Regions from separate parts of the Mus musculus genome. Here region 1 is linked to region 2. Evidence: chromatin loops called from intact Hi-C (ENCODE). Cell type or tissue: heart. All regions are shown on one strand.

Region 1 (2,500 bases), 210 kb before region 2:
GCATAGGAGAGTGTCAATTGCTAGAAAATAAAAGCCGAATCAGGTATGGGTTCTGTACAGTGAATGACATCTTCATTTCTCAGGACAGGGCATGTGACAACAGCTATGTCCTAATAAAAGCAAGATGTCTTCAGAAATTAGCAAGAAACTCCTTTTAGGCAAAGTTTTTAGCTCATTTTTCCAGAACCCAAGCTGAGACTTTGCATAACCTGGAAGTAAACATGCCTGCTGCCAGAACTTGAGAAATACCAAACTTGTACAGAAGTGTTTGTCCCTAACCCTGCATCCCAACACCTGGGCCTGCTTCAGATATCCCCTTCCTTCCTTGTTGGACCATTATTCCCAGTCTGAATGGTAGGTGGGAAGTACTTATATTACAGTCTCAAGTCCAGAAAATATTCAGAACTGAGACAATGGTTAATTCAAAGGCAACATCTGTGAGAAATATGATTGTGAACTAAGAAAGCAAGTTGTCTATCAGGAGACGAGTGATTCATGACTTTTTCTGGCAAAGGCTCGGACAGATGGAGTCGTACACACATGCTATTTTTTCCCACTAGGATTTTTGCCTAACTTTTATAACTGATTGCAGACCTAAGTGGATATGCATTAAGAGCTAAAACAAATGTAATGAACTTCCTGATCAAAGCACCATTGAATCTCTTCCCTCATGATATTTCCCACTCTGGCTTCTTCCTTTCAGTAGACACCTCAGGAAAGTTCTTGACTCAAATGTTTGTGAAGATGCAAATCTTGTGACGCCCTCCCCTCCTGGCGGAGATCTCAGCATTGACAGAATATAGGGGAAAGAAATTTCTCTCATCTACTTCCCTGTAGTTGGTAGAACAGGGGCGTGTAGGTATTAGTCTTGTTTTGATCAAATGGAGTGTGGCTAGTGAGAAGGCATTATATACACAAGAATTACAACTGTAAGTCTCATTATCTACTTTTTAATGTGCAGAAAATAAGACCTTAACAAGTGAAAATCGCTCTCCATTTTTCATTGTGGGGAGTTAGTCTAATTGTTCTATTTAATTAGCAATATTTGTCAATCCTTTACCATGCTTAATTTGTAAACCAATTTCTAGCACTAGTATGTAGGAAAGAAGTATTTGTATGAATTAGTATTGTATGGAGTTTAAAGCACTCATTGGTGGTGGGATTCACTGGTGGTGGTGGTGGTGGTGGGGATTGGGATGTCTTGGAATGTCTCCTCTGTAGATAAGGAGCAACTGCTATAAATGAAAGTCAAGAGATACAAGATGTTGGCAGCTTTTAAAGAAGGAGTGATTGGGGACACTCTGGCATGGCATTTAAATAGAATCCTAATGAAGTAAAAGTTCAAGTGACAGGCATCATGGAAGAGCTTTCCAAGCCAACAAAACAGTGTGTACAGAGTCTGGGAAGCTGTAAGGAGCTGAGCGTGTTTGTGTGTGGCTGGGATAAATTAAGGCGAGTGTGGAGGTCAGAAGAGCCACTAGAGGGCTTTGAACACAGGAGTAATGTGCCCTTGCTTGGGTGTTTCAAAAGATTCTTGTTACTGCTAAGTAAAGAATGGACAGCAAAGTGGAGAGTGGGGAAAAGCCAGCCAGGGAAGCAACTAAGGAAACATCTCTCTAAAGCAGGGTTGAAGCAAAAGGTTTTCCCAGCTTGTTCTTCAGTGTACAACTTACCACAAGAAGAGTCACAGGTACAAGGCTGCTGCCTCTTAGGTGCTTGCTGTATGAATAGATGTCTGAAGGGTGACACAAAGGAGAAAGCCCACTGAAGATTGAACTAGGATAATGACATTAGAGACTAGCAGAAAGGTTTCAACTAGGGGGACATTTTAAAAGTGAGAAATAACAAGTGCAAGATTAAATGAGATTCTTTAGAAATGAATACCTCAGTAAATGCTGTAAGCATCCTGGCAGAAAATCGGGACTTCTGTAATTCAGGGAGCAGCTGATTGCAAGAGGAGGATCAGAGGTCTTGTCTGGATCATGTTACATGTAAGCCATACATTTGTCTTTCAAATGGAATTTGGGCAAGTAATTGATACCTGTGTCTGGAATTCAAGGAAGTGAAGCTCGAAGATACAAATGGACAGTGTTCAAAACATATATACACAATCAAATCGCCTCCCAAAATTAATTGTGCTGGAGAACTGATGAGGTCCAAGAAACCTTGGATTATCTCAGTGAAATGACCAATGGAAGATGAAGAACCAACAATGTTTTTTATCCAACAGCAACAACAAAGGAAAGCAGAGGAGACTAAAAAGAACACCAGAAACTATGGTGTCTGGAATACAAGTGTTGAAAAAAAATTTCAAAATGACCTAAGAGGTCAACATGACCACTGAGAACCAACCACAGAATTCTAAAACACCAAGGTCATGGTGACACTAACAAGCACTTCAGTGGTGAGGACAGCTAACCCCTCTTTAGAATGACTCCAAGAAGAAATAAAAATAATAATAGAGACCACAAAAATGGGCAATCTTTCCAGAAAATTTGTT
Region 2 (2,500 bases):
ATTTTTAACTTTGTGGGGTTTATGACCTAAGATGCTTTGAGAGGAGCCTAATTTTTATCACCTTACTTTATTAAGCTAGTTCAATTTATCTACAGAGGACCACTTCCACCACAACTACACTGCGCTCACCGACTGGCAAGGACTGTTTCATGGGACGCCTTTGCCAATGCTTGTATTTACGTGGGCACTCGGATCCAAACCTGGATCTGCTGTAAGACCAACAAGTACTCTTAATGGCTGAGCCACGTCTCCAGCCCATTCACTTGCCACTCCTACTTCAAAATCAATATTTACTGAATGACTTCGTAAGAATTTTAAGGTCACATGATTGTAGGAGAACATAATTCACAGACTTATTTTATTTTATTTTATTTTATTTTATTTTATTTTATTTTGAGAAAGGGTCTCACTGTAGAGTCCTGACCTAACAGTTGCTGTTAGACCAAGCTGAGCTTATACTCACCAGAGCTCTGCCTGCTCCTGCCTCCTGAGTCCTAGGATTAAATACCACGTCTGGCCTTCACAGCCACATTTTAGGGAATTCTCAATGACCTTCAGTTTTGTATTCGACCTTTGAATGCCCTTTAACGCATTATGCGCTGAGCTTTGTTTCTTATTTGGGGTCTTCCTTCAGTGTCTCATGCAATACTGCTTTATCTCTCAAGGAAAAAAATTATAAAGAGGTTTTTATAAATTCTATCCCCAACTATAAGACTGGAGATTGAAAAGCAACCTGAAGTATGAGGATATATTTAACTTTCCAAAACAAAAACCTTAATCATCTCCATTGTAAGTCCATTTACCTGTGAAGGGTGTAAATTTTCTTCACCAGAAAACATCAGAATTAGAAAAGACCTTGAATTCTACTAACCACCATCATCATTCTGCAAGCAAAGGAAGTGATGCTCTGGCTGGATGGGTGACTGAGTCAGACCTACAGCTTCGGGGCTCTGTGCTCTGAAGACAATCGGGACTTTCATTCGCAGAAAGGGAGAAATTCCACTTTAGAATGCACTCTTTCAAGGTTTCTCTCAAGTGTTTTGTAAGCTGTTTAGCAGCTGACAATATTCCAGTTAGGGAAACAAAGGGAGCTAATTACAGGCTTCAAATATGTGAGCTATTATTTTAAGAGAAAATATTCTCCAGATGTTTCCCACCTCCTTTGAGAATGGAAAGAGGAAATGAGCTTAAAGCCCAGCAGAAGCGATTCCGATTAGATACTAGGAAATCTATGAAGTGCTGTAATTGGTTACTCAGAGTATTGTGACATCTCCTCTAGAGACCTGTTGGAATGCGCTGCCTGGCCACTCATTTCAGGGGGGTTATGTGTGTGGCCCATTTTAGTGGCAAAATATAATGGACTTCTCAACTCCCGTATGTCCCACCGGTCATGTTAGGTTGTAGGTGGATTCTTAATTATAATAGGATCTGGGGTTGTAAGTGAAGCACACAACCGGAGCTTAGTTTTCATCGGTTCTGAAATATGTAGAAGGAAAGATGAATTAAAATCATGAAATGTTTGTTGGGTGATCTTGCCCAATATACTCATTGGATTGATTGGCCAGGATCTGATGAGGTCATTTTCTTTGGGTTCTGTTAAGGATAGTCACATCCCCAGTGGCTTCACGAACGATATCACGAATACCTCATCTTAAGAACAAAGAGTATCAAACTCAATTCAAGATCCTATTTTATAATGTACAAGTTCTCAACCAACAAGTTGGGTTGGTTGTGTGGAGGACAAAATTGAGAAGAGTGGGGATGTAATTTGATAGACCTGTGCCTCACAAAATAAGATGGGGGTATGGTGCTCCTAGAAGCAACCAACAGGAGTTTTAATTTTCTATCTTGAAATATAACAAAGACAAATATACAGTTCTGAATTTCAGAAAGGCAACCCATCATATAAGTTCAGGATGGGAAGATAGCAATGGAAAGACAGTTCTGCAGATGCTGGCATGGTTATGCTTGCCTGTAATACCAGCACTAGGGAGGGGGGAGGTGAAGACAGTAGGATCAGAAGTTCAAAGGCATCCTCTGCAAGTTCAAAGCCAGCCTAGACTACACGATCCTCTGGACCTAACAAATTAATTAATTATGAACTTACTAACAATTAATATCAAAATGTTTATAACTTCTCCAGTTCCAATTTTCTCATTTATGATCAATTTTATTCAGAGCTAATCAGGGCACAGCATTGAAAGATTCCCCAATGATAATGCATCCCCACAGAAGGATTCAATTTTCAGATTTCAATGTATAAAAGAGAAAGGGTGTGACTTACAATATATGTCCTGTATGTGTATGTATGTGTGTATATATGTGTGTATATATATATATATGTATATATATATACACACATATACATATATATGTTAAATGTATACCTATAATGCATATACACATACATATATACAGGGTACAATATTTATCCTGTAATAAACAACTACATATTAATTTTTCATCCATGTTGCTGCAACCAGGGAATATCTTGTTCAGT

Evidence for each region. Peaks named below come from ENCODE experiments on the same cell type or tissue, not always from the same donor. Only the 100,000 strongest peaks of a DNase experiment are listed, where the experiment ranks them.
Region 1: a loop joins it to region 2, with 2.8 times the contacts of the local background. A loop is called at or near these places in 4 of 42 quality-filtered maps.

The regions. Positions count from the first base shown.
Region 1 is chr16:57,851,019-57,853,518 of GRCm38, reverse strand. No RefSeq gene overlaps it. Among named protein-coding and RNA genes, the nearest start is that of Gm24039, 32 kb to the left of the region's middle. In heart, a CTCF peak has its summit at 1,493 (motif pointing right); no DNase peak of the experiment used is centred here.
Region 2 is chr16:57,640,325-57,642,824 of GRCm38, reverse strand. The region is part of intron 2 of Col8a1 (collagen, type VIII, alpha 1); the gene reads left to right. Among named protein-coding and RNA genes, the nearest start is that of Gm51269, 31 kb to the right of the region's middle. In heart, no CTCF peak of the experiment used is centred here; a DNase peak (open chromatin) is centred at 1,304.